Regions from separate parts of the Homo sapiens genome. Here regions 1, 2 and 4 are each linked to region 3. The links are chromatin loops, found by intact Hi-C in ENCODE. Cell type or tissue: chondrocyte. All regions are shown on one strand. Region 1 has its middle 17 kb from the start of CCDC190. Region 2 has its middle 20 kb from the start of DDR2. Region 3 holds the start of NUF2 (NUF2 component of NDC80 kinetochore complex). Region 4 holds the start of DDR2 (discoidin domain receptor tyrosine kinase 2).

Region 1 (8,000 bases), 440 kb after region 3:
ACCATCCACTGCTCTGGATGGCGCAGCGTCCACATGCACGTCCCTTTCCAATGAGGAGCCAGGGTCTTCCCTCAGTGTGCCAGCTCTGATGTTCAAAATAAAGGTTTAAGGCAACAAAAGCCCTGAGAAGTCCAGAATGTCCCCTCATTCCTGTCCTGACGGGCTGAGTGCCCTGCTGCACTTCACCAGGCTTTGTTGAAGCCTTCACATGTTTTTTGCTTCCATGACTAGCACAGCCCCGTCCCCCTGCCTGGAATGCCCTTCCTGCTCTATCCCTCCTCATCAACTCTGCTGGAAGCAGAAGAGTGGTCAACAACACAACCTCTGAATGTTAGACTGCCTGGGTTCAAATCCGAACCTCCCTATGTGCCTTTCCTTTAGCATGAGGAGGAGGATGATATAGTAGTTACTTCATAAAGTTGTTTTAAGAGACAATATATGTAAAGGGTTTAAAACAGTGTCTAGTCCATATTAAAAAGAGAAGGGACACCTGTCATTATTCCACAAAGACCTTTTTGAGTCTTCTCTCATCTTGTTATAGCCATTCTTCCTAAAAATTCCTGATTAGATCCCATTTGTCAATTTTGGCTTTTGTTGCCACTGCTTTTGGTGTTTTAGACATGAAGTCCTTGCCCATGCCTATGTCCTGAATGGTAATGCCTAGGTTTTCTTCTAGGGTTTTTATGGTTTTAGGTCTAACGTTTAAGTCTTTAATCCATCTTGAATTAATTTTTGTATAAGGTGTAAGGAAGGGATCCAGTTTCAGCTTTCTACATATGGCTAGCCAGTTTTCCCAGCACCATTTATTAAATAGGGAATCCTTTCCCCGTTGCTTGTTTTTCTCAGGTTTGTCAAAGATCAGATAGTTGTAGATATGCGGCATTATTTCTGAGGGCTCTGTTCTGTTCCATTGATCTATATCTCTGTTTAATTGACAAATGGGATCTAATTAAACTAAAGAGCTTCTGCAGGGCAAAAGAAACTACCATCAGAGTGAACAGGCAACCTACAAAATGGGAGAAAATTTTCACAACCTACTCATCTGACAAAGGGCTAATATCCAGAATCTACAAGGAACTCAAACAAATTTACAAGAAAAAAACAAACAACCCCATCAAAAAGTGGGCAAAGGACATGAACAGACACTTCTCAAAAGAAGACATTTATGCAGCCAAAAAACACATGAAAAAATGCTCACCATCACAGGCCATCAGAGAAATGCAAATCAAAACCACAATGAGATACCATCTCACACCAGTTAGAATGGCAATCATTAAAAAGTCAGGAAACAACAGGTGCTGGAGAGGATGTGGAGAAATAGGAACACTTTTACACTGTTGGTGGGACTGTAAACTAGTTCAACCATTGTGGAAGTCAGTGTGGCGATTCCTCAGGGATCTAGAACTAGAAATACCATTTGACCCAGCCATATATACCCAAAGGACTATAAATCATGCTGCTATAAAGACACATGCACACGTATGTTTATTGCGGCACTATTCACAATAGCAAAGACTTGGAACCAACTCAAATGTCCAACAATGCTAGACTGGATTAAGAAAATGTGGCACATATACACCGCAGAATACTATGCAGCCATAAAAAATGATGAGTTCATGTCCTTTGTAGGGACATGAATGAAATTGGAAATCATCATTCTCAGTAAATTATCACAAGAACAAAAAACCAAATACCACATATTCTCACTCATAGGTGGGAATTGAACGATGAGAACACATGGACACAGGAAGGGGAACATCACACTCTGGGGACTGTTGTGGGGTGGGGGGAGGGGGGAGGGATAGCATTAGGAGATATACCTAATGCTAAATGACGAGTTAATGGGTGCAGCACACCAGCATGACACATGTATAGAGATGTAACTAACCTGCACATTGTGCACATGTACCCTAAAACTTAAAGTATAATAATAAAAAAAAATTCCTAATTAGAAGGGTCACATTTTTTTTTAGTTGTTAATTTAGACACCTGTCTCCTTTCCTCATCTTTGAGCTTCTCAAGGAACAGGATCATAGCTTATTAATTTTTGCCACCTTCGGTACAGAGTTTGGCATTAAGCAGGTGTATTTGAAAGTGTATTGAATTAAATTTATTGAAAAACTTCAACTAATAATAATACTTTTCATTTCATGGATGATAACTGTGTGCTAGGAGCTTTACTTGAATTGGTAAGTCTTTACATTTAAAATCATATATTTTTCTCCTGGCTCACAAGTTTGGCTCTCAGAAATATGAAGGAAAATGCTACTATAAACAGTTGAGGACTTAAAGAAAAAGAACTAATTGGAGAAGTAGAATTAAATACAAATATTGATCCTCGAGAGAGAGAGAAATGTAGGAAAAAAATTGTTGTCTAGAAGTTTATTAACACAAAAGAAGGTGATTCTGTGTGGTCAGTTGGGTCTTTAGGAAGGCTGGTTTAAGTCCAGAAAAGAGCGATATATAACTTAGAGACATGTCTAAAGAGAGAAGGAAGTCCTTCAAAATAATTGAAAAATAAGGAAGAAAGTAGATCAGCACAAAACAAACCAAAGTGGATGCATGTGGTGCTCCGAAGTGAGCTCCAGTTATAAGTAGCAGAAAATGAAAGAAGCTCAGTCACATCCAATGTGACCTAGGCTGCGAGGACAGGTATTAGTAAGGCCAAAGTCTGGAGCCAGTTGAGGCAGAAGGAAAACGCTAAAGAGAGCCACAGAGGTTCTTTCTCTCAGTGGGAAGAGGCTATTGTCCAATATTCAGATAGACAGAAAGGATAGTTCCGCGGCTTAGGAAGGGACGTCATCTTGACAGATAACAGAGAGAAGGAAGAACAACTCAGCTCTTGTTCACCTTCATTCTCTCCATTAAGGATAAGCATCAGCAAATTAGGAAGTGGAAAACAAGCATTTTCAAGAGGGAATTGATGACCAAAATGAGTGAAACGATAGTGAGAAAACCCTTAGCAAGTTAAAAGAACTCAAATCCCATGCCCAGGTAAATTTTATAATGACGGTCATCACAAGTCACATTTCTTTGGCATTCTATGGCTTTAAAAAAGTCCTTTCCCTCTGTTATCACATTTTATGAATTTAACGTCAAAATGGCTTCTAGAGTTCAGAATGAAGAGTTGACATGAACCTTTAGGCAGAACCCTCTAGAAACAATTTTTTTGACTGACACAGAAGAGTAGTCCTCATTTCATTTTAGCAACCAAGAAGAGAGAATTCAAACCCGTGGCATGATTTTGCCCTTTTAAAAAGTTTTTTTTTTAATGTTTCCTAACTTCCATCATGCAAAAAATAACTTCAGCTAAGTCATCTTAAGAAAAATGAAAACCCCCTTTAATGAAACAGCATGTTGTGGGCATTAGGAGAAGCAAATGTTACATGTAAAAGAAAGGTGAAGGAAAGGAGAGAGGTCTTACTTGTTGGGCCAAACAGGAGCTCATGCTCTCTTCTGACTTACCCCACTGAGGTTCATGCCCAGGGCCCAGACACTTCCAATGTCCTGAGTTCCTGCTCAAAGGTTTTGCGCACAGAGAGTGGTTTAGGAGCGCCACCCCATGTCAGACTCAGAAACTACAACAAGTTTTCACAAGTCCTGAAGAATCACTTTAACTAGACGTATCCAACTGAAATTCTGGCCATAGCCTAATTTCAAGCCTATGGTTATTTCCCTAGTCCATGCAACTGAATTCCAACACAGATTTAATAGTCTCTATTGAATGATTTAAAAAACTGTGCTAGGCAAAATAGAATCATGAGACTGGATGGTATCATTACCATGATGTTAAGTGACACTAAGTTCTCCTTTGACTATGCAAGTGGCCTAAAGATTCAGGTGTTTCAAAGTGGAAGCCCTCTCATTCCCTCACTGTCTTCCTGTCCTTTATCCCCCTCTCTGCAGTTCTCCATCCTCTCTTGGACCCTCCCCATCTTTACGGCCCATGCTTCAGGGAATAACAAAGCCTGGCCCCAAAACCCTTGTTGAGTCTCAACAATTCTGCCATCTCAAGCATCCATTGAATTTCCAGAGAATTTTCCTTGGCCCAGCATTTTCTGAATTTAGAGTCAGGAAATGATATGCATTGGTCCTAGGTATGAGGAGAGGAAGTGGACGATGGCTGAGGGTGTGTAGGTGTTGTAAAGGAGAGTGTAATGATGTGGGATGGGCTGTAGGTGTTTCCACTTTAACACACTCTCTCCATCATATTGCTTCCTAATTTACTTAAAATGGTAACACATTTTGCTCAATCAGACATTTTCTCCCATTGACCATACCGACTAACTTGCATATTCCTTGTAAAAACAAAACCTGCCTTTAATTCCACTTGCAAAATAACAATTCTGACTTTATTGTGTTTAAAGTAAATTTGGCTTCTTCTTTTCTTTAATTACAAATGGTCCCAACCATGGCAGTGCCAGAATTCCAGAATGGATGACCAAGGGCTGGAGTGGAATCCCTGGCTCTAGAACTTCTTTAGAAATTAACAGATGTGAAGGTAAAAGGTGTACAATCTTAAAGGGCTCAGGTTTCTTCTCAGCAACATCTTTGAGAAATAACCCAGTAGGTGTAGTTTCATGCCTTAGTCCATCCAGGCTGCTATAACAAGATACCATAAACTAGGCAGTTTAGAAACAAAAGAAACTTATTCCTCACAGTTCTGTAGGCTGGAAAGTCCAAGACCAAGGTGCTAACAGTTTTTGGTGTCTGATGAGTGTTTCCTGGTTCACAGATGGCCATTTTCCTGTGTGTCCTCACATGACAGAAGGGAGGAGGGAGTTCTCTGGGGCCTCTCTTCTAAGACACTAATCTCACTCATGAGAGAGAGCTCCACCCTCAGGACCTAATAACCTTCCAAAGGCTCCACCTCTAAATACCATCACATTGGGGATTAGGTTTCAACATACGAATTTTGGGAAGACACAAACATTTAGTCCATAGCACCTGAACTGCTTTCCCCGTGCAAAAGATGGAGTGAATGAGAATCGGATGGAAGTAAGGGGAGAGACACAGCAGTGAAGAGCACAAAAGCAGTAAATTCGTCTGCAGGATGTGGTGTGGGGGAACACTCACAGGTGCTCTGCCCCAGTTGCTTCTATCCTTTAAGAGCTTCAAATTCAGCTGTTTGCATTTCCAAGCCATTCCCAGGCTTCTCTTCTTTAATGGAGGGAAGACTCAATGAAGTTTGAAGCTAAGGGAATCTTTAATTTGCCAATTTCAGGGACTGCATCAGATAAGATCATAAAACGTAGGGTGGTGACATCAGATTCTCTACTCAGGATAGTTGAGTTCAAAGTTGGTCTTGGCTCCCTTGAAGCAAGAAAGAAGGTCAGGCTTTCTGGGGAGACCTGTAGGTTTTGCTGAGGAGTGGGCATGACCCTCCTCTCTGATGCTGTTGCACCCCACTCCCAGAAGATCTCTTCTGTAAGGTTCACAGGTGCTGCTGGTTGGTATCCTCCCCACTTTCTTTCCCTTTATCAGGTGCTGCAGTAAAACTCGGGATGCTTTGGAAATTTTCTAAGACCCCAATTCTTCTAAAGATGGGTTTGGCAAGAGGTAGCCTCTAAAACCCAGCTCCCAAGCATAAGAAGAGGATTTGTAAAAAATATTGGGCATAGAATGAGCATGGGCTGGCTCAGTTAAAAAAAAAAAAAGATAGGCTGAGACAAATGGGTTAGGGATAATAAAAAAGGGAGGTACCCAGTGGCCAAAACAGAAGCATTTCATTAGCAAGTTTTTTCTCCTTCGAGAGCAGGCAGAAGTACTTCAAAATGATAATAGGTTGATGAGATTACAATGATTTTTTGAACTATTTTTCCTAAACTTTATTTTCCAGATTTCTTGCAATAAACAAATCTCAATTTCATACTCACCAAATATTAAACATGACTATGAATAAGAGATCTTTTATATCAGTATTTATTAAATTTATTTCTAAGTTATAATGATTTCTATTTTCTACCTTTGATAGTAGGTGGCGACCAAATTTAACTTTTCTTTGATGATGGGGATATTGGAGGGCATGGTGTTCACTGATGTCAATATAATTTTTCATTACACAATACTTATAAAGAATCTGGAATCTGAATCCTTTTGTCACTGCTGCCATAACTAGAGGTGCATTTCCATAGCAAACATCTAATTCTAAGGCTAAAGAATTTTATTTCTCAAGCAAAGACATACTATTGGAAGGTTTTAATCAATGGAATGACGTGAAGATTAATCTGGTACTGTGAGAAGGGACCAAAGTAGAGAAATCAATTAGGAGTCCATTATCATGGTTTAGACATAAGGAATCAAAAGGAGGATGGCATTGATATTAAGGAAGAAATGGAAGCAGAGGATACTGTAATGAGGCAGTTAAGAGGGCTTAGTAATGGATACATGTATCAAGGGAAACAGAAGGATCAGTGATGATGACAAGCCCAAGGATCTGGAATAATGAGGGTATTAGCAACAGAAATAAGTTAATCAAATGGTGAAGATGCTACATTAAGACGCATGTCATATTACTGGAAATGTTATAACAATAGATTAATAAGACATGTTGGTAATTAAAATAGCATGATTCCTAGTAGTGAATACAGTAAAGATTAAGATAGCAGCAATTTTTAATGTAAAAATCTACAAATTATATATTTGTGAATATTGGAAATAAAAAGTGGATAACACTGACCTAAAAGTGAAGGGCTTCACAGGAATTCTTTCGAAGTTGCTGTTATGGGTTGAACTGTGGCCCCCAAAAAGATATGTTAAAGTCCTAATCTCTGGTGCCTTGAATTTGACCTTATTAAGAAATATGGTTTTTTTATGGAAGGTTTATGTTAAAAATAGCACCTAACTTCTGTTAATTTGTATAATAACTCAGGAACTCAGAGTGGTATAAAGGCTGACTTGGTTTGTGCACTTGAAATTCAGTTTCTCTTTGGCAAATAAATTCATTTATTTGTGAATGGGAATAGTATTAAAGAATGTTTTGAGGCAAAAAAAAAAAGAAATATGGTTTTGCAGATGTAATCAAGTTAAGATGAATTCATACTGAATTAGGGTAGACCCTAATCCAATGTGATTGGTGTCCCTATAAAAGGAGAAGAAACACAGCAAGACACAGAGGGAAGATGGCCACAAGAAGATGGAGGCAGAAATTGGAATTATGCTGCCACAGCCAAGGAATATCTGGAGCTACCAGAAGCTGGAAGACGCAAGGAGAGATCTGCCTCTAGAGCCTCCAGAGGGAGCACAGCCCTGCTAACATCTTGATTTCAGATTCCTGGCCTCCGGAACTGTAAGAGAATAAATTTACATTGTTTTAAGCCACCTAGTTTGTGGTACTTTGTTATGGAAGCCATAGCAAATTAATGTAGTCCCTATTCAGCCTTCAGTGTAGGGGAAAAGAAGTAGATGTTTAGTTTGCCAGGTGGCGTAAATATTGCAGGACTATGTCTCTATGGAGATCCACTATTGTATAAAGTTACCCATTAAACAGATGGAGAGATTAGGAGTGTGTTAGTTCACATAATAACTCTGTGTACTTTTTCCTCGGTAAGTACACAAAATAACTCTGTGTACTTTTTCCTCCATAAGGGTGGCCACTGCTGTTATCTGATCACTGTGTGACAGAAGGCTGAAGCCTTATAACCAGAAATAAAGAGGTCCGTCCAGCTTTCTTTCCTGGCACAAACCATCCCTGCTAGAAATGAAGCATCCTTAGTACCTCATTGCCCTTGTCTTGTGAAGGCTGCTGGTTTTTAGGAAACTGACAAGCTCACAAAGTGTTTATTTCAATACAAAATGGGAAGACAAAGGGCAGAAAGCTTGGATTTAAATAAAAAATGAGTCAGTTGAGGGAGTATGAAAGTATGGAAATGAATCAACCTACAATGAATGTGAGATGACCGCAACAAGCATGGTACACCGTGTCGACTATTGTTTTCCCAACTCAAAAAATTAGTAAGGCATTTGGCATTATTTTTAAAACACTCTCATCTTTCTAGTTT
Region 2 (8,000 bases), 710 kb after region 3:
AATATTATTCTTCACATCCAAGAAGCTCAATGAACTCCAAGTAGAATAAATTTAAAAGATCTAAACCTAGAGCCATTATAGTCAAATTATTAAATGCCCAAAACTAAAAGATAATTTTGAAAGCATCATGAGAACAATGATCCCAGCTGCTCAGAAGGCTGAGGCAGGAGAATTGCTTGAACCAGGGAGGTGGAGGTTGTAGAGAGCCAAGATTGCCCCATTCCACTCCAGTTTGGGCAACAAGAGCGAAACTCCTAAAAAAAAAAAAAAAAAAAAAAAACCATGCATGATAAAATGATAAAGGATATCCTCAATAACACTAAATACTGACTCCTCATCAGATACCATGGAGGTCAGAAGGCAGTGGTATAACATATTCAAGGTGCTGAAAGAAAAAGAATGTCAATTGAGAATTCCATGTCAGCAAAACTATCCTTCATAATGAAGAAGAAATTAAGATATTACCAGAGTTCTTAAAACTGAAATAATTAATTGCTAATCCCAGCTACTCAGGAGGCTGAGGCAGGAGAATCGCTTGAACCTGGGAGGCGGAGGTTGCAGTGAGCCAAGATCATACCATTGCACTCTAGCCTGGGTGACAGAGCGAGACTCCATCTCAAAAAAAAAAAAAAAAAAAAAAAAAGGTACTGGGTTAGTAAGGGCAGCAAATGGTTGAGATGAAACAAGACTGGCAATAAATTGATCATTATCGAGGTTGGGTGAGTGATACATAATGTATGTAGGTTTATTACACTATTTTATCTTCTTTTGCATGTGCTTTAAATTTTCCATAATAAAAACATTTACATTAATTAGTTAATATCAGAAGAATCTATCAGAAAAAGAAGGGGGGCTATCAGAGTACACACTCTCTGTTAGGAATATCATTGTGAAATTTCATGTCTCCCAAGATACAGAAAAGATTCTTAAGCCTTCCAGAGAAGGAAAAAATAGTTTACCTACAAATAGGAATCAGACTAGCATCAGGCTTTTCATGAACAATAATGGATGCTTGGAGCCAATGAAGCAAGACCATTAAACTCCTAAAGAAAAATTCTCCTAAACTTAAAAGTATCTACCCTGTCAAAATATCTATCAAATATGAGAATAAAGTTTCCAAGAACTCAGGAAATTTGGTTTTCATTCTCCCTTTGTGGGACATTGTTTGAGGATGATTGAAGCAAATGAAGAATAAACAAAAAAGAGGCAAATGTGATTTCAAGAAGAAAAAATGTATTAAAGTCCAAGCAATAAGTAGAACTGGCAGGGAAATGACAGAAAAGATATGTTTCTTCTGTCAACAAGAAAGACATAAACAAAAGTAACTGTGTAAAGCACAAAAAATGTTCATCTTCACAACTAAACAAAAATACATGTTTAAATTCTTATTTAAATCTTTTTGTCTATCAAATTATTACACAAGTGTTTATAATATCTGGTGAAGTTAAGATTTGGTGAAATAAAAAATTGTGTATTGTTGGTGGGGTAGGAAGAATAATGGCCCCCAGAGTTATCCATGTCCTAATCCCCAGAACCTGAGAATATGTTACCTTGCATGGCAATAGGGACTCTGCTGATGGGATTAAGCGTAAGGCCCCTAAAATAGGAAGATTATCGTTGGTTATCTGAGTGGTCCTGTCTAATCCCATGAGCCCTTAAAAACGTAGAACCTTTCCCGCTGGGTCAGAGAGATACAACAACCAAAAGCAACAGAATGAGTCTGAAAATGGCAGCATGAGAAGGATTCAATACCCTATTACTGGTTCTGAGATGTAGGCGCCATCTGCAAGGACCAGAGAGCGGCGTGGGGGAGCTACGGACAGCCCCAACTAACAGCCAACAAGGAAACAGGAGCCTCAGTCCCACAACCCCATGGAACTCCATGCTGCCACCTGAATCAGCGAAAAAAAAAAAAAACGGATTCTTCCTTCCCTAGAGCCTATGGGAAGAAACTCAGCCCTGACAACAACCTGATTTTAGCCTGATGGGACCTGTACCAGACTTCTGACCTGCAAAAATATAAGATAATTAAGTTTGTGTAGTTTAAACCACTAAGTTTGTGGTAATTTGTTATGGCAGCAATAAAAAAAAACTAAGACAACTGGCAAAAGTATAAATTAGTAAAATTCCCTAGCAATGCAAAAAAAAACAGTAATCAGAGCTTTAAGAATATTTATATTCTTTGACCAAATAATTCTATGTCTGGGAATCCATACTCAGGAAATACTTATAAATATGGAAAGCCTCTTATTAAAAAATATTTGTCACAGCATTATTTATATTATCAAAAAGCTGGAAGAAAAAAATTAATGTTCAACACTAAGTAAAAGGTTAACAAATCCACCTGAATAAACATGATTCAGCAAATAAAAAGTAGACTTATAAATATTAATTACACAATATGAGGAAATGTTTTTGCTATACTGTTAACTATTTAAACACTTTTTTTTTTTTTTTTTGAGACAGAGTTTCGCTTTTGTTGCCCAGGCTGGAGTGCAATGGCGCGATCTCAGCTCACCGCAACCTCCGCCTCCCGGGTTCAAGTGATTCTCCTGCCTCAGCCTCCCGAGTAGCTGGGATTACAGGCATGTGCCACCACCCCGGCTAATTTTGTATTTTTAGTAGAGACGGGGTTTCTCCATGTTGGTCAGGCTGGTCTTGAACTGCCGACCTCAGGTGATCTGCCCCCCTCTGCCTCCCAAAGTGCTGGGATTACAGGCGTGAGCCACCGCGCCCGGCTATTTATGCACTCTTTAAGGTACATAGAAAAGAAATACCTAAGAGAAAAATACACAGAAACAATAGCAGCTGCATTCGAAAAGAGGTCATTTTAAATATGCTATTTCTCTGCATTTCCAAGTTTCTATTAATGAACCTGGGTGCCCTTCATCTGCTGGTAGGACACAGAGGATCGAGGTATGGATGATGTCAGCATTTCTCAGACGGTCAAGCAGGTGGGCTTTTACTCAACCCTGTGTAACTTGGACCTGGGCTAAACATTCTCCTAAGGCTGAGGCGCTAATACCTGAGCATTTGAAAATACTGCCCTCTACTGCACAGAAATAGCCTTGCGGGAAAGGCTACAAAAAACAGTTAAACATGCCCAGCCGGGACAAGGCCCCCAGGAAGGCAGCCGACTCACAGAAACTAGCCTATAATACACTCAGAAAATAAGTGAAAAATCAAGCTATAAAACCCGGCTTAAGCAAATACATTCTGCTCCATGGCTTCAGATATTAGCTCATCATTACCCTCAACTTATGCTTATGCAAGCCCCCCTGACAGCAGGGCAGATTAGGGTAGGACAGGCAGTGGGGCTGAGGGCTGCTGCCACATTCCAGAGGATTCCAGACAGCTCCAGAAACAAGACCCTGGAGTATCATTTTTGGAAGCCCAACCAAATTTGGTTACGAGGATAGAAGAGTGAGACAAAAATAGCTTGCTACTAATAAACGTTAACCAAAGAGTACTATGGGCCTTTAATTTGATCACTATTTGGATATTCTTGTCTCTGATTAAGAATACGCCAATAAGCAAAGCAGTTAGTCTTACAACTTTGTTATGCAGGGGTAGGGCTCTCAACTTCCACCTGCAACCCAAGACAGGAACCGTAGGTTGTGGTTTTCTGCTTCTCACCCCCTGGAAGCAAGTTATCAAGAGCACCATTTCATTGCCCAACAGCTCTGTAAATGGGACCGGATAGAATTTAGTGTCCTCAGGCCCTTTGCTCTACTGAGGCTGTCTGAGCAGTGCCAAATTCAGCCTGCCAAATGCACTGCCCTTCAGTATGTTACGAGAATATAATAAAGGGAAGGGAAAGAATGTGAGAAAAACTTTTCCACTGAAACAATTACACTCACCTAAGTATAGCCCAACTCTACTTTCAAATGTTGATTCATTATTCCCAGAACTGCTCTTTGCCATCCCCTGCAAACACAACCCCCCCATATACAAACACACACATACAAACATACACTTTCCTATAAATAAAGAGGAAATATACCCTAAGTCCAAGAACAATAATTGGCTTTGGGCTGGTGTTGCATAAGCTTATTGTGATTCTTCTTAATTCGCACTAGCTTGAGCATGACCCTGGCGACAGCCATCTGGCCCTGATCACCATCTGGCACTCTCTCTCTTTGTGCTTTTGACCCTTCCTCCTCGGATACCACAGGCTGAGCCGTCTCATACCAATGGGCCCTTTTCCCAAACTGCTAATTGTGAAATTCACTAAAAATATTTGCTCTCTCTTCATTCATAGTTATTTTCCATTGCTCCTCAATTCTGATAGCTTAAAAATTATAAACCCAACTATTTTATACCTTTACTCTTTCAAAAGCCATGGTTGGTATGTATAGCATTTTTCAGAATGTTGTTGGGATTAGAAGGTGTGGTGGGTAGCAGCATAGCATAGTATTAATTGCAACAATGGTAGTATTTTGCCATTACTTTCAATGGCAAAAACCACAATTACTTTTGCACCAGCCTAATAATTCAAAGCAGGGATCTCAGAGCCAGACAGACCTGGATTTTAATCCTCACTCACCATCCGCTAGTTATGAAGTCTTGAATAAGTTATTTAAACTCTCTCTTTAATCAATTAATTATTTTAAAATATATTTTCAAACTTCAAAATGCATATACTTTTTTCTTTTTAATTGAGGCATAACATTAAAAACAAATTTTAAGTGTTCAGCCTAATTTTTAGAAATGTATCTGTTGCCACAGCTGATAAAAATACAGATATATCCAGCACTCAGGAGGCTCCCTTGTGGTTCTCCCTCAATAGATACCCCTTCCATAGAACTTGACTCTTCTAGCCTTTTCCATCATAGATTAGTTTTGCCAATTCTTGATCATATATATGGAATAATGAAATGGATACTCTTTTGTGCCTGGCTTTTCTTCCAATATTATTGCTAGGCAAGATGCAAATTTTTTTTTCAAGATGGAGTCTCACTCTTACCCAGGCTGGAGTGCAGTGCCGCAATCTCTGCTCACTGCAACCTCCACTTCCCAGGTTCAAGTGATTCTCCTGCCTCAGCCTCTCGAGTAGCTGGAATTACAGGCATGCACCACCATGCCTGGCTAATTTTTTTGTATTTTTAGTAAAGATGGGGTTTCGCCATGTTGGCCAGACTGGTCTCGAACTCCTGACCTCAGGTAATCCACCAGCCTCGGCCTCCCAAAGTGCTGGGATTACAGGCGTGAACCACCGCACCTGGCTGCCAAATTTATATTTAACTTTTAAGGGACTGCCAAACTTCTTTTCAACATGGCTATGCCATTTTATCTTGGCACCAACAATCTGTGAGAGTTCTGTATCCTGGTCAACGCCTTGTATGATCAGTCCTTTTAATTCTACACATTTTAATAGATGTGTCAGGGTACCTCATCATCATGGTTTGCATTTCCATTTCCCTAATGACGTTTAGCATCTTTTTGTGTGCTCATTTGCTATCAGCTTACCTTCTTTATTGAAGTACCTATACAAATCTTCTATTTTTTTTTTTTTTTAATTTATTTATTTGAGACAGAGTCTCATTCTGTAGCCCAGGCTGGAGTGCAGTGGCACGATCTCAGCTCACTGCAACCTCTGCCTCCCAGGTCCAAGCAATTCTCCTGCCTCAGCCTCCCGAGTAGCTGGGACTACAGGCACATGCCACCACGTCAGGCTAATTTTTGTATTTTTTTAGTAGAGACAGGGTTTAACCATGTTAGCCAGCATGGTCTTGATCTCCTGACCTCGTGATCCACCCCCCTCGGCCTCCCAAAGTGCTGGGATTACAGGCATGAGCCACCACGCCCAGCCTCTTCTAGAAGTTTTATATAGTTTTAGGTTTTACATTTAGGTCTATGCTTTATTTCAAATTACTTTTTATATTTGGTGCAAGGTATGTATAAGTTTACTTTCTTGAAGATGGATATCTAATTGTTTCAGCACCGTTTGTTGAAAATACTATTTTTCTCCATTGAAATGTCTCTGCACCTTAGTTGAAAATGAATTGACAATATACTTATTTCTTCCTTTCCTTCCTTTCCCTCCCTTCCTCCCTCTTTTCCTTCCTTCCTTCTTCCTTTCTTTCCTTTCTTTTTCTTTTCTGAGATGGGGGGTCTCACTATGTTGACCAGGCTGATCTTGAATTCCCGGCTTCAAGTGATCCTCCTACCTCAGCTTCCCAAAATCTTGAGATTATAGGCGTGAGCCACCACGCCCGGACTCAAATTGACAATATATGTATTGTCTATTTCTAGATTAGTCTATTTATCGATTATCTATTCTGTCTCATTGATATATTTGTCTACCTTGTCATCTATAGATCATTTTGGGGAGAACTGACATCTTAACACCAAATCTTCTCATCTACTTCTGTAATTTTACTCAACAACATTTTGTACTTTTCAATGTACAGGTCCTTCACATATTAGTCAGATTTACCCATAAGCATTTCATGTTTTAACATTACTATAAATGATGTTGATTTTCTAAATTTTAATGTCTAATTATTTGTTGCTAGAATATAGAAATACAAATGATTTTTGTATGTTGATCTTGTATCCCACAACCTTGTTAAACTTATTAGCTCTGATAACTTGCATGCAGATCCCACAGGATTTTCAAGGTAGATAATCATGTCATCTTCAAATAGACAGATTTATTTATTCCTTTCCAATGTAGATACCTATATGTTTTTCTTGCCTTATTTTACTGGGTATAACTTCTATACAACATTGAATAGAGGTAGCAAAAAAGAACATACTGCCTTGTTCCTGATTTTGGGGGGGAAATACACAAGTCTTTTACCATTAAGTGTGATAGTAAAATGTAGGTTTGCAAACATGACCTTTGTTTATCACATCTATTCCTTCTATCCCTAGTGTCATGAGACTAAAATTTTATAAGGAAAGGATGTTGGATTTTGAGAAATGTATTTCCTAAATCTATAATTTGTCTTTTTGTCTGTTAATATATTGAATTCTCCTTATTAATTTTCAAATGTTAAGCCAACCATGCATTCCTGGGCTACACCCCACTTTGTTATATTATCCATCTAATATATTGTTGAATTCTATTTGCTAAAATTGTGTTAAGAATTTTACACCTAAGTTTGTGGAAGCCAGCCTTTAAGATGGGTCCCCATAATCTCTGCCTTCCAGTATTTATACCCTTGAGTAGTCACTTATTGTACAATAGTTGACCAATATGGTATTATAGACATGATGCTATGTCACTTCTGAGGTTAATTATAAAAGACACTGGCTTCTATCTTGCTGCTGTCTCTCTTGCTTGGGTCACTTGTGCTGAGGAAAGCCAGCTTCCTTGTCATGAGGTCCTATGGAGAGGTCCATATGGCACAGGACTGAGGCCTTTTACCAAAGGCCACGTGAGTGAGCTTGGCATCACGGTCTTCAGCCCCAGTGCAGTCTGGATGACTTCTGCCTTGGCTGATGGCTTGACTCCAACCTCATGAGAGAACCAGAGACAGAACTATCCAGCTAAGCCACTCCTGGATTACTAATCTTTAGAAACTAAAAAATAAATATGTGGTGTTATGCAGCAATAAAATAAAATAGACACCATTAAGGTACCTGAATGGGAGAGAACATACTATTCATTGAGAAAACAGAATGGCAAAGATACACAGATAAAAGAGAAACAAGAACAGTAAGTACAAGTTTATACTTCCTAGCATCAGATAATAGAAAACCAGGCCCCTTAGTGATATTGCCCATCTTGTCAAGGATAGGACATGTGGAAGAAAAGAAGCCATTTAAGTTTCTTTGATTAAAATGAAGAGAATGCAGACACCTATTACATTTCACAATAAAGTCTGACTTGCCCTAAATACAGCTAATTCTACTAAGGCCATATTAAATAGTTGGATCAAGGGCCACTATTTCCTCTTTAAATTAGGATTTCTTTATTCCATAGTGACCCTAGGTGATTTTAATATTTTATTAATCTATTTTCAGAGGACTGATTTTAAAATATCTTTATA
Region 3 (8,000 bases):
CCTTGTCCTAGAGCCTTGCATTTACCCCTGTTATAATACTTGTTACAATGTACTGGAATTATGTTTAAAGAACTCTGACACCACATTGTGAGATTCCGGTAAGTAAGGATCTTTTCATTTTCTTCATATCTCTCCCTGTAACCACAAAAATAGCAGTAGTAACAGCAAGAGAGAAATGAGCAGCAATAGCAGCCACTGTTATTGCTCTCAGCCACTCCCTTAAATACCTGTTGTGTTACCTTCAGATCCCCTACTCTCCAGTGAAGCAAAATGATCTCGGAGACCCAATGTGAATATATTCAATTTTGCAAACAAATTGAAATGGGCCACAATTCTGACAATCTATTTCTTTAGGCTCCTAATTTTTTTAGAATTTTAGGGTTAAAAAGGGGAGCTTTGGCAACTTGCCTAACCTCTAATAAATGGAAGCAATTCTAAACAACCACTAACAAATAACTTCCCAATTCAACTTGAACATGTGACAACATCACAGAATTCACTCTCAATGCAACTTTTTCCCACTTTATTATGGTTCCAAATTAAATAACTCTTCCTCATAGTGTGTGGAAATATGTTTTGTGGTAATTTTACCTCCTGGTCCTATGTAGTCACTGCAACTAAATAGAATATATTAATCTCTGTTTACATGACACCATTTTCAAAAACATGAAGAAAGCTATTACACCTCTGCTAAGCCCTCCCTTCTTTAAAGTAAGTATAATTTCTTTATGTATGGCTATATGTAACTTCAAAATACTCCTTATATGACATTGTTTTAGAAACTACCATCTTATTCATCTTCCTCTAACACACACTATTTTGTAAATGTCTTCTTAAAATGTAGTGCCCAAACTGAACACGACACTCCAGATATGGTTGGTCTAGGGCACAGTATAATGGCCTCTGCTGTAGCACTTACTGATCAACTGAAACTCCAAGAACTTCATCATGACCGTCTTGCATCAAGGCGGCTTCTCCCTGTTCTTTTTTTCCCCCTTTCCCTCTCTTTTTTTTTGGTCACCATCTGCTGTGTCACTTGTGTTCTTGTTGTATAAATTGATTATTTGAAACTTAAGCAAGGATTTGTACTTTCTACTATTAAATTTCATGATTGCAAGCTTTCCTTTTAGAGCTAGGACGTTTTGTCTATTTTTTTTTCTTTGAGGCAGGGTCTCAGTTTGTCATCCAGGCTGGAGTGCAGTGTGGCACAATCACAGCTCACTGCAGCCTCGACCTCCCAGGCTCAAGCTATCCTCCTGCCTCAGCCTCTCAAGTAGCCAGGACGACAGCAGGCACACACTACCACGCCCTGTTAATTTGTGTGTGTGTGGAGATAGGGTCTCACTATGTTGCCCAGTCTGGTCTTGAACTTCTGGGCTCAAGTGATCCTCCCACCTCAACCTCCCAAAGTGCTGGGATACAAGCATAAGCCACCTTGCCAGGCCACAGAGCTGGGATCTTTTGGAATCCAGATTCTGATGCATCACATATTAGATGTTCCCTTCAGCATAAATATGCATTCTACATTTTCATCTAAGTCACAGCCTTAAAAACTGTTCATAAAAGGACTGGACCAAAGAAAGACTTCAGAAAAAGTCACTTTTCCAAAAAAGCTGCATCTGAATTAGAGAGTATTGCAATAGAAAGCGTAGGTGTAAAGTATCTTCATAATTATTATCACTTGTTCCTCTCTTCTCTAATGTTTGGCACTCTGCTATCAGATTAATCCTTATAAAAACACTTAACGCATCATATAATATTTGTATGAAAATACTTCAATTACTCACCTTACCCACCACATCAAATTCAAATTTTTCTGCTAGGCTTCTAAACCCTTTAATAATTGAATGAAATTTCTGCTCCAAGTTAGTCTCCTAACTTTCCCAAACTTCCAGTATTTCCTTTTGGAACCTCCTCCAATATCCAAATTCTATCATTCTTTCGAAGTACAATTTCAGTTACAATTTATTCATTAACGAGAGATGAAGACACTTTCCAACTACATAGTTTGAGCTCCTAGGTGGGATAAAGTATATAAATGACTTAATATATATGCAGTAATACTCTGTCTAACGAGTAGCAAAGATTAACCTATAATTACTCATCTGGTTTCTCATTTATTTGCAGCACCACGATGCTGAGCAGAGTGAGTAGGTACTAAAAGTACTCTGTTAAATTTTACACACTTCGTTTTGTTAAAATAAACTATTTGTGGACATCACAGTTCCACGAGGCAGAGATTAAACAAAAATAAACAGAAATGGCTCCCAACTTCAATGAATTAAGTAAAACGTTCCTTGAACTTTTAAAAGGAACAATGATGGCGTTATGCATGCGTAGTGCTATATATGCGCTGCTCTTTTCCTTTGAATTTTGGATTAGGTGTGATATTTTTACCTTTTCATTCATGGTTTTGGATTTGGTTAAGAAACGTTTGGCAACGGAGATGTGTAAAAAGCTGACAAGCATCTGCAGCCAAATAAACCACATTACCACCGCCTTTCCAAAAATCACACATAAATGTATGCCTAACTTGAACAATTTCAGCTCAAGCTCGTCTTCTTCGGTCTATGCTGCACCAGAAAACACCCGTTAGTTTAGTAGGAACTGAGCTCTGGTTGTTTCTGGGACTAACATCAAATAAAAAGTAACGACGGGCCCGCCCCTCACCTCCCAGGCTCTGGTTTCTTCCGCCTCCTCCCACCGCTGAGCACGACGAAAACACCGCCAGGCCCAGCGTCCCGGCACCTGCCCGCGCCTTGGGATGGAGAAGGCGTCTGTCTGCAGGCTTCCTTCCTCCGTCCTCTCGCGCTCACCTACAGTGCCGGCCGCCGACAGGAAGACGGCGAGTTCGGGGAGCAGCTACAAGCAAAGTCAAAAATCAGCAAACGTCAACCGTCATCACTTTTCAAACTTGCCGCCTCCTACTGGAAGTCCCGCCCCATTCCGCCAAGCCCACGTCCAACCGCGACGGATGCCGGTTGGGCTCAAGAGACGCCAGGCAGGTGGGACTGGAGTTGTCATGGAAGGGGCAGGGCGCAGGGCGGAACCATTGCTCGCGGAGCTGGCGTCGAGTCGGAACCTCGGACTGCAGGAAGTGGGAGCACCGCGGTTTCGGGGAAGAGACCGGGGTTGAGCGTCTAGCCCATCTCTGCGTGACTTCCGCCAGCGTTTAGAGCGTTTTCGGGGTCCGAGTTGAAGAGCAAAACCAAGTGAAGGAAACTTCACTAAGTTCAGGGTGACAAGGGAGGAAGTACAGAGGTAATTTATAGAATTCCAGAGTAATAATAACTTGTTGAACATTGATTATGTGCCGGGTTTTGTTAGATGCTTATAAGCATCATCTCATTTAGACTTCATTAAAGGGGAGAAAAGGGATAGTGGAGAGATACTATCATCCCCTCAGGTGAGGGCTCTGAATCAGAGAATGCAGTTCTCTGCGCACAGTAGTTCACAAGTAGCATAGCTGGGATATGAACACACATCCTCTGACTCTGTGCTCATAAGCACGACTTCAAGAGGTGGAAGGAACATAACAGTTCATCTGGTCAAATCCTCTCGCTTTCACCGATATGAAAACTGGACTCAGAGAGAAGTGATTTGTTAGAAGTTATACAGTAAGTGGGACTGTAAAGTAGAAACCAGGTCTCCTGATTTTAGCTTCTCCCTCTTCGATCAGTGCTTTTCACCTCTGAACTGTTCCCCAAATTTGCACATTCCTGAGTGAGTTGCATTCTTCAGATAAGGGGCCCTGAAATCTGTATTTTTTTACATGGTATTTTGTTTGTTTGTTTTGGCAAGAGTGGAAACACTGCATTTAACACAAGTTAGGAAGCCATGGCAGGCCTGGTTGTCAGGGGAGAAAGCCATTAAGTTTTATTGAGGTTTGGGACAGGAGAAGACGTAATAGGACTTGTATCTGGTCACAGAGTAGAGCATCATCTGGTGACAGTCGTGTGTTGGATGGGGAACCTGAACTGAATTATGTGAAAAAAGTGCTAGAAAGGTTGTATTGAATGTAGACACAAATTCCGCTGCTTTGTCCTGTCCTGAAGAACTAAACCTATTGATAGTGAAGTCTATACCAATTCTAAATAAAAATACATTTCATATCATTAGTTCAGGGCTTTTGTCTTTCCTTTCAATGTCTATTTACTGATGTAAGTCTCAAAGTCGGAATCTAGTAAGACCCAAAAGGACATTAAGAAAATAGATTTTAAAAAAATATTAGAGTCAGTGAGGAAAGCAGAAAAAAGAGACCTGTCTCATTGACACTTGCCAAATCAAATTGATTACTGATACATGCATAATTTCCACCAAATTATATGTCCTTAGAGGCAGGGAAGGGAACCATAGCGTAGTGACTGAGAGCACATCTCTACGGTCAAAGGGAGTTGGATTGAAATCCCTGATCACACCATTTACTACCTAGGTGGACTTAGGCGAGCTATTTAACCTAACTGAGCTCGTTTCTGCATCTTTAAAATAGGGTGACAGTTCTATCTGCTTTATACGGTATCATGAAGATTAAGTGAATTAGTTCCTGTAGAGTGCTTAATTAAGTGCCTGGCAAAATTGTGAGTACTTGAAAAGTATTAGCTGTTATTTTGACTATTATTATTTATACATGGTCCCTAGGAAAATACCTTGCAAGTGGCAAGTGCTCAACAAATGTCTAAATTGTCGTTGAGAATCTAGAAAAAAAACCAAGCGATTTATGTGAAAGCCAAGATTAGAATGGACCATGGAGAAAGAGAAAAATGAGGCAAAGGAAGAAAAGAGCAAGACAACCATTTTGTTATATCAACAATAAATATTGTTTATTTGGGGGTTAATATTACTATTGATGTGATAAATTGAGTTATATTAGAAGTAAATTATTTATTTAAAAAATGAGTGTTTATTCAAATTACCTTAATTAGAAGGTTAAATCTGACTTTTTAAAACTTTTAGTTGCCTGATACTGGTCAGTGTAAGGTAGAAGGTGGAACATCAGAATTCTCAACCTAGACATTAGTCTAAGAGTTTTGTTATCACCCATAAAAACACAGACTATTGCAGAAAACTTTAGTATTCTTTCTGATTGTAGCATCATAATTTTGTACCCTCACATGTGCTACATTTGCCCTACTATTTCATTTTCCCTGACAGCCCTCCTGCTAATACCTCCCTTCACAGCCTAGACTGCATGGTTTATCAGCATCCAAACTTCCTGTGTCTGATGCCTCTGACCCAGGTGCCTGTCAAAATCTTATCCGTGCATCTTGTCTATAAATTCTTAGCTGGAAACACTGGAGAAAATGACACAAAGTGATATATGACAGATTGTCAGTCTCCATCTTCAGCTCTTTCCCTGATTCCTGACAATCCTTTAATTTATCATCAGTAATTTCCCTGTCCTGTAACTTTCAGTGATTTCTCACAAACTTTACCCTTTCTTCATTCCTCTTCCCAACCTAAATTCCTCTCTTTAATAGAAAGTGACCAGAGTGGTCTTAAAGGTGTGTTTCAAGCACATAACACATTCGTATGCATCTGCAATTTGTTGTGTCTATTGCCTTTCTAATTTTAATTTCATGTTCCTTTTCTAGACTGCACTTTAAATTCTGGATGACAGACCTATCAGGACTGAGTGGACCTTTGAGTGACAAGATGGGGGTGTTCCAAAGAGACCATGGCAGCCTGCAGCTAGGACTTTAATGCAAGTGGTGATGCTGTGATATCTAGTGCTTTAAACAAATCTCTTTTTTTAAGTGACAGGGTTTCCAAATTGTTATTTCTACTTTAACAGATCAATAGGGACAAAAAGTTGATTCACTTGGTCTAATGTGGTAGGAATAGGTGAAATACTAAGACTGGATCCTACACTCTACTTCCCATCAGGCACCCATTCTTATGAATAGAGATTCCATAGGGGCCACACACAATCCCAGTACTTTTTTCCCAGTTAATTGAGAAAATTAAAGCCATCATACAATATATAACTTCCTCCCTCTCCACTTCTGTCAATGCCACATATATCCACCTGTCTTATTTGTCTGTCTCAGAAAATGAAATGTACTTCCTCCACCAATGTATGACCACTGTTTCTTGTTCTAGACCTCTCTTTTGCATTTGGTATCATTGATTAAACCCTCCTTGAAACTCGTTTTGCATTTCTCCCATCTTTTTCTACCTGTCTCATGCTTCTTGGGGGTCTTTTTTTCTCTGCCTACCCATTAAATAGTATTTCCCAAAGTTCCAACCTTGAGTTGTTTTCTGTCTGTATCTTCCCTGTGAGCACTGTCCACTCATTGTTTTAACCTATTTGCTCATGGATTCTAAAACTACTGCTATTCCTGACCTGTTCCTTGAAGTTCCGACTTTCGGGAGGCTCACGAGCCCTTCAAACTCTAATTTGTCCTTTGCTTTCATTTGTACTCCCAATTCTATCTCATCTCACTGCTTTCAGCCATAACTACTACCACCCCCACCTACACCGCCAAATCCATCTTGTAAGTAGCAGCCAGAATGACCAGTCTCAAATGTAAATCTATTTCACTTGCCTCCTTAAATTTCTAATCTTCCTCTGCAGTCACCTTCAAGATAGTCCAACTCCATGGCCTGGTGTGCTAGGGTCTTCATTATCTTGCCACTGTTTTCCTTCCCAGTCTTGTTTCCCTTTCCAGTACCATCTCCCATCCTACCCACTTCGCATTCATGAGGCTGCTTTACACCTGAGACCTTTTGCATTCTTGTTGACTTTGTCTGGACTATCTTTATTTTCTTTGGCTGACTCTTCCTTATCCTTACTAATTTTTTAGGGCTCTTGCAAGAAGCCTTTCCTTGTTCCATAGTCTGAGTTAGTTGACTTTTCTCTCTGCTTTCTTGACATTTGTGGGTTCATTCAGAAAATATTCATTGAACCCTTATTTTGTGCCAGACACTGAGCTAGATACTAGAAATATAATAATGAACAAGCAAATATGGCAATAACCAATCTAATAATTTCCTGACAGAGTTTACATTCTCATAGGGAAAAAAGAAAAAAAAAAAGGCAGTTCAGTCTTATTGGCTCCATGCTTGATAATAGCTAGGAATTGAAAGGGTAAAAAACAAGTATTCTAGATAGAGGCTAACAATGTTTATGAAGAAGAACACAGTCTAGGAACTGAGAGATTCTAGACAGGGGTGGAGAGGTAAACAGGGACCAGATCATGAAGAACATTAGTGATGATGTCACAAAGTTTGGACTCCTTCTTAAGGCTAATAGTAACTTTGAATGGTTTCAACATGATTAGGTTAGTATTTAGATGATGAATCGCTACTCTGAGAAAAAGAACTCAAAGGGCAGCAATACCAGCAAGAAGGAAACCAGTTAGGAGATAATTGTAGTAATCCAGGGAAAGAAAGATGGCAGTTTATACTGGGGCATTGCCAGTGTGGATAGAAATAGATCTCAGAAGAATTTTAGGAAGTAGAAGTGGCAAAACTTGGTGACTGAATTGTGAGGGCAGAAGTGGGAGAAATCAAGGATAGAGTTTCTTAAACAAGCTTTGGTGAAGACAGGGACTACCCTATTTGCTGTCATGTATCCACAGCTTAGCACAAATCTTTATACGCTGGAGATGCTTGATAAGTACGAGTGAAATTTTCTGGCTTGAGTACCCAGATAAATGGGATGCCAGTCTCTGATTTAGGTAACACAGAGGCAGACTCACTTGGGAGGTAACTGGTGATTCAGTTTTAAACATGTCTAGCTCAACATGCCTGTGAAACATACACATGACAATGTCCAGATACATGGCAATTGGATGAATGATTCTGAAACTCAAAAAGAGAGGTCTGAGATGGATTCTTTGCATACTTACAAAAAAAAAGTTTATGTTATATTGAAATGATCTGTTTTGTGCCTGTCTCCACTATTATACAGGGCTGGTTCTTAATGACCTTTGATGCTCCAACACCTAACACCATGCCTGGTACAAACTGCACACTCAATTAGTATTTGTTGTTGAACT
Region 4 (8,000 bases), 690 kb after region 3:
TCAGTTTTTCTGTAAAGCTAAAGTTGCTCTATAATTTTTAAAAATTATAAAAAATATAAAATTTGGGGTCCTATTTATGGCATAACACCTGCTCCACTGAAAATCACCATTTAATAACTATTTCTGTATTATTTTTAAATTACAGTTCAGTAAACTTTAAAAACTAAATTTTATTAACCCAATGTGGATACCAATTTTCTAAATCAAGTTTCACACAGTCAAATTCATATTATACTCCCTAGAACCTAAAGCAATGAATGCTTATAAATGCTTGTAACTTCATGGGGTTTGTTCATCATAAAACATAGAACAGTGTCCAGCAGAGACTAGGCATCCAATAACTACTTACTGAGGAGTAAATAAATAAATACAGCAAAACAAAATTATGACAGAGTTTACCAGGATGCTATGATATTTTTAATAGATAAAAAATATACCTGCGATTTTTTTTTAAATCACCACTATTCAAGAGAAAAATAAAATCAGTGGAAAACTATCTTAGACATGAGAGTTCACTGAGATTTGTATTGTTTCATGTTTTTTTGGATTCATAAGAGCATTCAAATTTTAAAAGGAAAAAATGCAAAAATGCTAGATTATTTGCCCTCATTTTTAATCCATCTCCCATCTCAATTATTTTGGCTACCTAAGCTATTAAGGCCCTAAGGATTATCTTGCATTACCTACCATCTTCACAGGTACAGTGCTTTCCAGTTTCCTATACATTATCTTATCTAAACTCAAATGAAGGGGATAAAAACTCAAGGGGAAATTGAGGACCAATGAAGTTAAAAAACTCCTCTGAGGTCGAAACCCTAGAAAATGATGGTGGTGGGACTAGAGCCTCACTACATGTTCTTTTCACTACATCACGCATCTGAAGTTCTATTTATCACATGCCCTCTCCCTCTCACTCACACTACAGAGCACCAGCCAGCACTAACCTCGGAGCTATAGATCCAAAGGGCCCCTCACAGATTTTTGTGGGGTTCTTTTAGGCACAAATCACAAGCCACAGACGACTTAATGAGTGGATCCATTACAGACAATATCCAATTTCCAGGAGAAGCCCAGCTAAACTCAGGAGCTGTGTAGTGAGTCCAAACCCATGTTTAGAATTCCTCTACCTTTGCATTGCCCTTCCAGGCCTTAGCAACTCTTGGGCTGGCTCAAAACTGACCTTCTTCAGCATTTCAAAGCCAAAGTAAGATTCCAGCTAATAAGTACACAATTTGCCAAATGCTGGGGTTTATAAAATTAGGAAACATCAAATATATCTATGCAAAACAATTAGAAAATAAGAGAACCATTTTTAGCCAAATCGTACATGAATAATGCAGGCTTAATAATAGCACATTTAAACATATACAAATATAATTAAAAGAGAGAAAAATTTACAGAGATCATCACTTTAGACACGAGGTGATTGATGTTCCAATAAATATCCTTGACAGGTATCTGGACATCTCAGCTTCTTTACTAAACTATGTTATTAGCACAGTGTTACTAAATCTTTGATGAATAGAACTAAATCAAATGGAATAAAATTGAATTGCCAAAGACAACACAGTTGGAGATTTATCAGCAGAGGTACTTAATTCTGTTTCACATCAGAATCACCTGGGGAGCAGTTCAAAGTACTGATTCCCAATCTCCAACCTCAGATATTCTGATTTGATTGGTCTGAAAATCTTTTAAGGTCTACCTGGGGTTTCTAATTTCCTGGTGAACAGTCCTCATTATGGATGGTTGCTGCATTCAGAGAAGCCCTGGGATGCCTGGGGATGCTGGACACATTTCTGGACTGACTAGTCATTGTTGGGACAGAGTCGATCAATTCATATGTTGCACAGCTTCAAACAGGGCAAGAGGTATAAAGAGTCCAGTGTGTCTGTGTTGCGGACAGGTCACCATTTATGTGAGCTGGCACAAGAATGTTAGCATGTCTGTGGAGGTCCACTTTTAGACGTGTGTTTGCTTTTTGGATGCCTGCGAGACATGTGTTTGGATTGTGTGTTTGAGGTGAGGGTGATGTGAAGTGCCTGAAAGCAGATCTTGTAAGGGAGCTTGGGAAGGATATCTGAGAGCTCATGCGAATTGAAAATGGTGTGACATGAATGTATGGGGGGTGGCCGCTCCAATTTTTTCATGTGTCTATTAAAAATGCAAATACATGGAAAGGTTTGAAGTAAATTCACTGTGTGTGATAGAGAATTCAGATGACTTCAAGACTGGGGAGCAATTATACAAGAAGGAAAGAAAAGTGCGAGTTCACAGAGTGGCTAGGGGAGAATAAGCAGGTGATAAGGTCCTGTGCTTGGACATGGAGACTCTGTTGAGGAATCTAAGTGAAAGGCATTCCGGAAACACCTTACCCACTTCCCTTACATTTAAGGTTTCTAAAGCAAATGGATCTTACCCAGAAACAGAGGCTGAGGCCTCCCCACTGCAGGCTGGCTCTCCACCCCCACCCCAGGAGCAGCAGCCTCCCTTCTGACTGCAGGCACAGAATAGGGAATGCCAGGGAAAGGATGAAGGGAGATGTGCCTGCCAGTGACAAGAAGGTCCTGGGTCAAGGATCTGCCCTCAGCTAGATACGAAGCTCCTCAAATGTCAGTCTTGTCTGAGGAGCAATCAGGGGACTGGTCCTGACTAAACACTTCCTTTTCAGAGACAGGGGATGCTTCACCAAGCACAGTGTCCTTCAGCCTGCACTGCTTTGGGCAAGGAATCATATCAAACCAGGCCAGTGGAGGAGAATTTAAGAGACAGAATTTAAGACAGAGCCCTCAGGAATATTCCCCCGGGAGGGAGGAAGGCCTGCTTCCATTCAAAGGAGATGGGCACTAAGACTGAGGCCACCCATTTCAGAGTTTCACACACATCCAAATCCATCTGCCCTCCTGCCAGCATCAGCACCAACTGCCAGACCCAGCACCACAGGGGCTGCCTCATATGACGTTCTGTGTTTACCGATCCTAATCGAAAGAGCTGATATGGGTAAGCCCTTGATAGCCTTCAGCATGCATGCATGTCCAATACCTCTTGCAGCAATCACACTGAAAGGTACTGCAATTGTTCCCATATAATAAATACAGAAGTCAAGGTGCAGAAAGGCAAAGCAACTTTGCTAAGTAGTAAAAGGTAGAGCCAGAACTTATCCTGAATCTTCTGACTCTAAGTCCCAGGCTCTTTGCATAACAAAGGTAAGTATATACCAAAGACCCAGAAATCAACCCCACATCTGATATCCAGACAAATGTTCAGCCAAGTGCAGAAGTGGCCTCTGAGAGAGAATCCATACTGCTCCCATAGCCTGACACCTTCACCTCCTGATCAGCCAGTGAAATATGGAATTTGACCCCAAAAGTAACCAAATGCAAGGGAGATGAGGGGAGTATCATTGAATAGTGATTCCAAGCATAGGTTTTAGAGTCAGATATACATGAGTTTCAAATGTATTAGCTACCTTTCCTTGAGCAACTCATTTCGCTTCTCTAAGCGTTAATGTCCTTACATGTACGATAGAAATAATGCCTTACATAGCTGTGAGAGTCAATCAAATTATGTATGAAGAGCTCTGAGCATGAATTATGTATTATTTTGAGCCTGCTGCATAGAAAATACTCAGAATTTAGCTTCTTTTTATTTTACACACACACACAAATATAACCATAGACATCATTAGCTGATGAGCCGCCATTGGCGTCCTCTCTATTACTGATAATTAACGTCCTTGTGGTGACTTGCTCATCATACTGCCTCTATTGTCTCAGCCAGAATAAGCCTTAAAAAGGAAATGAAAGCAGAGGTATGGAGTGGAAAGAACACTGGACTAGCAGTAGAGAGAATCTCAATTTCATTTTCAGCTCCACTACAGATGTGCTGTGGGACTTGAACAGGTCGGTCCCCTTCCTATCATTTTTTACATCTGTGGAGCGAAGGGGTTAGATGAGAGGCCTAAGGCCCTTTTCAGGACTCTTAACTCTGTGTTGTAGGAAGCCAATGATCGGCAAAATGGTGCTGAACCCCCTACTGGCTTGAACAGTACGAACTCTTGCCTCAAATGGCTGGTCTGAGAGTTTCAGCCACTGGGAACAGTTCTCTTTCCCTTTGGATGGGACTCTTGAACCTAGGCCAGGACTCAGAGGTCCCAAATGAAAACAGCCCCAGTCATTCCATAACAAAGGGAAAGGCACCCAGAGCCAGCGAGGAGATGAGTCTGGGAAGCTGTATTTCACTGTCACAACTGAAAAATCTTCCATGCACCCAGCCTCCCCCTAGCCACCCCAAATCTCAGGGGGAAGCCACCCCTCATCCAAAGTTACCCTTCTCACAAGTAAATCAGCAACTCCCCTGAAAAACAAAAAGTGCTTGGTCTACACTATCTCCAAAACTCAGGACCTTCTAACACCACTACTAAATGTCTAAAAACTTAGCTCTCCTGCTCTGCCTTCTTCATCCTGAAACTAACTCTGCAATCGGCCTGTCTTGCCTGCCAACAATTTCAACTCTGCTAACACTGTTTATTGTATCTTGCAGCTGCTATAGATTCATTTATTTTGCTTCAGGCTTCTTTGGTTATTACTGCTCTTTATTCTTCCCTTCATAGCATAAATCCAGACCCCCAAAAACATGGGATCTGATTTCTCGAGTCTGTGGTGCCTCATTACGTTCCCTTCCTTGTCTGACTTAAAACGCCCTTCTGTTTCCTTTTTAAAACTTTTCCTGAAACACCAAAAGAAGTATATGCGGAGCTTTCATTTTCAAAAAAGAAAAAATAATAAAGAAAAAAGACCCACATAACTTACTTTCATCCAGGGGTGCACAGTTTTGGAAAGAAGAAAACAGAGCTATAATCCACTGCGTTTCCCCAACCCAAAAAGAAGAATTTGTTGTGAAACGCTTCTTTTTCCACTTTGCTGGTGAAGGAGCCCGGTGGTAGGCATACATCCACAGGCTGATGCAAGATGCCTTTGAGAGAAACCTCACATTCTGAGGATTCCTGGGAAAGCGCCAGGGATCCCAGCATCCAATATATTGCACATTTGGTTTCAATTAGGAAGGGGGTTGGGGAGGGAAGAAGGAAAGTCACCAATCAGAGCTGTTTTCTGTTTGGAGACTATTTCTTTTGACCCAAGGGACTATGGGCAAAGCTATAATTTACAGCAAAACCCATTCATAGAAGAAAAAATATGTATAACCATAGGACAGACTTAAAGACACCGCTCCCTTCTGCCTTATTCCCACCCATATCCATCTCCACTTCCTTCCCCTCCATCTAAGACTTGATCCCCTTCCTGTGATCCCCACCCCCCCGCCGCCTACCCCACACCTCATTTTTCTTACTTGAGCTGAAGCTATAAGCAAAACTTAAAGTTTGGAGTTTTCCAATTGAAGCTTCCAGGACAGTTGGGGCACACACGCGGAGCTGACCTTTAGTATTTTGACCATGAAAGCCTAGAGCTGAGCTCTCCCCCGAAAGATTTGATTTAATCCCTTCCCACCACGGCTCCCCCCACCAAGAAAACAACTGGAAACTGCCAGAATCCAGGATTCCTATTTTTTTCCACTCAATTCCCAGTTGGCTGCTGCCTCTGAGGGTCTGTTGCTGTCCTGGATTCATGCTGCTAAATGAAAACACAAGCATTTATAAGGACTTTCTAAATTATTTTGTGAACTTTTTTTTCCCTCCTTTATCTTCTCCCCGCTTCCACAGCTATAGTCAGAGATCATGTGAAAGGGGCGGGTAGGCAACAGGGGAGGAGCCTTCACTCCACTCTCCAAACGATAACTAATAACCCTCTCCATCCATCCAGGCTCCAGCCTTAACCCTTCAGAGCCTGGATCATTCCTGACCAAGCCCACGCTGGGCTGTTCTGGAGGTCCTGATTCTCCGTGAGTATGGAGAATGCAGGGCAAGCAGGGACCCAGGGGCAGGAGATCCAAAGAGAGAGGTAGATGGCAAAAGGCAGGTCAAGAAGACCGAGCTTACCTTTGAGAGCCAGACTTCTTGTAAAGAGACCTCCTTTCTCTGAGCTCTGGAGCTATCACCAGCTCTTCTCTGTTTGTAGTTAATCTGGGATTGCACAGTCTCCAAGATGAGCAAGAAAAGAAGTGAGCAAACAGGAAAGGGAGGATGGAAAGAGATCATGGAGGAACGTTCCCATAGTAAGTTAGGGGCAGGAGATGTTTCATAAGGGGAATGGAAAAGCGCACACACACACACACACACACACACACACACACACACACACACAATGAGGGTGGCCATGAAACTGAGAGCTAGTGTTGAGTCAGTGTTAAGTCCCTAAAAGTCTCATAAGCTCAGCACCAGTCTGAGGGTCAGAAAGCAGCCGTTAACATCTGTGCCTCACAGCTGTTACAGAAAAGGACACGGAGAACATGGGAATGGTTCAGAGGGCAGCCATGGAAATGATTAAAGGCAGCAAGCAAGACCTTAGAGAAAAAACTAGAACTAGGGTTAGTTTATGAAGAGAAAAGACACTGCAGAGATCAACTTATTAAGAAGACTCTTCAAATAACTTACAGCATCTGAAGTCAGGCCTGAGGGTGACTCAGGCCAGACATGCAGCTCAACTCAATAAATATGTGTTGGGCTCTTATCAGGCACTTTACTGGGTGCTTGCCAGAGACAACTAGAAATCCTCCTCAAATGTCCATGCCTGTAGTAGTTCACCTCTTTGGCATTACTATAAAGAATGTACCAAAAATACAATCTGTGATTTCACAGATTTGGTGATACTATAGGTCAAATGTGGAAAACAGTAACAACTTCATAAAACCAGACTGAGCCTGATAAAGGACAGGGCCTGTACATATAGGTATGTGTTTTCCTTTTTCATTTTAAGGTGGTTCTACTCCATAGGTGAGATTGTTTTTTCTCTGTGTATGTATAATTAGAACTCAAGTTGTAGTCTTAATTGAGCCAGGACTGAGCCAGTGATGTAGACTGCAAAACCCAGACACACCTGGGTTTGTCTGAGGCGGACTAGGCAGTCAAGAGTCTATTTGTATATAGACCAGGACACTTCTGGGGAAGAACTCACTGAACACAGAAAGGACCAAGGGATAAAAGTCCCAAGAAAAACTAAGCTACGTCAACAGTAAGGAGTAGCTCAAAGGAAAATAGCATGTCTATCAATCACTCAAAACACCATCTCCATCACTCAGGCTATTCTCAGCCAAAGCTGGGGTCTAATCTTGAACTCTAGGAAGAAGGTTCTACAAAGAAAAGAGCAAGGAAAAGCTGAAAGTGATATTTTACTAAAATACTTCAGGGATATTTAAAGCATGAGGAGGATTCATTAGATTGAAGCCTCAGTTTTCAGAGACAACTCTGATTGAGTGACAACCAGTGTTCAGCCTTGACACCAGCCACTGCTGTAGGAAGCCAGAGCTGGAAAGTAAGAAAATGGCAAATGCTAACTTCAAAGCTGACGGGACTAACCCATGGAACACACAGAAGAAATGTCCTGGGAACTCTCAGAGCTATTTGGTAGAGTTTTGAGTAAGACTGGAATTCCTAATATTGCAGGAACAGATGTGGAGAAATACCATTTTATTACTCTTCTGTGAACAGATTTTACCCCCTGGTTGGTCTGGCTTGGGAAATGTGAGTCACTGCATTCAGAATTATTTCTGTTCCATAGGAAGTAATGTATTTTTGTTATGAGGACTGTTTTACACTGAAAACAAATGACTGAAAAACAATATAGAATTCCATTACTGGGATTTTACAAAAATAGGACAGATCTATCCGGAATGGTCAAGATGCAGTGTTAATTAGAAGTAAGATGTGCAAGATGACTTTTCAAGACCTTTTCTAGTCTACAAACCAAGGTTCAAGTAAATACAAAAGTTGAGCATTGAAATAACTATAATATTTCTGTCTCTAAATAGCTATGAGCTGGATGCTTTTGTGATGCCTCAGGACATAAAATGAAGGATGAAAGTAAAATGAATTAACTTAACTTAGT

What was found. Hi-C counts contacts between places; a loop is a spot of excess contacts. Peaks named below come from ENCODE experiments on the same cell type or tissue, not always from the same donor. Only the 100,000 strongest peaks of a DNase experiment are listed, where the experiment ranks them.
Region 1: a loop joins it to region 3, with 3 times the contacts of the local background. A loop is called at or near these places in 61 of 110 quality-filtered maps.
Region 2: a loop joins it to region 3, with 4 times the contacts of the local background. A loop is called at or near these places in 4 of 110 quality-filtered maps.
Region 4: a loop joins it to region 3, with 10 times the contacts of the local background. A loop is called at or near these places in 3 of 110 quality-filtered maps.

Annotation. Positions count from the first base shown.
Region 1 is chr1:162,873,747-162,881,746 of GRCh38, reverse strand. No RefSeq gene overlaps it. Among named protein-coding and RNA genes, the nearest start is that of CCDC190, 17 kb to the right of the region's middle. In chondrocyte, CTCF peaks have their summits at 3,546 and 7,240 (motif pointing right); no DNase peak of the experiment used is centred here.
Region 2 is chr1:162,608,909-162,616,908 of GRCh38, reverse strand. No RefSeq gene overlaps it. Among named protein-coding and RNA genes, the nearest start is that of DDR2, 20 kb to the left of the region's middle. In chondrocyte, CTCF peaks have their summits at 2,827 and 3,048 (motif pointing left); no DNase peak of the experiment used is centred here.
Region 3 is chr1:163,316,883-163,324,882 of GRCh38, reverse strand. NUF2 (NUF2 component of NDC80 kinetochore complex) reads right to left here and starts at 2,929. Exons shown (of 14, transcript NM_145697.3): 1 at 2,671-2,929. LOC127814295 (a long non-coding RNA gene) reads left to right here and starts at 3,148. Exons shown (of 5, transcript NR_182654.1): 1 at 3,148-3,261; 2 at 5,592-5,701. It also overlaps a transcript of RGS5 not described here. RefSeq lists enhancers at 2,710-2,939, 2,980-3,189. In chondrocyte, no CTCF peak of the experiment used is centred here; a DNase peak (open chromatin) is centred at 3,042.
Region 4 is chr1:162,629,443-162,637,442 of GRCh38, reverse strand. DDR2 (discoidin domain receptor tyrosine kinase 2) reads right to left here and starts at 4,979. Exons shown (of 18, transcript NM_006182.4): 1 at 4,812-4,979. RefSeq lists enhancers at 6,132-6,231, 6,522-6,701. In chondrocyte, CTCF peaks have their summits at 3,862 and 4,065 (motif pointing left); no DNase peak of the experiment used is centred here.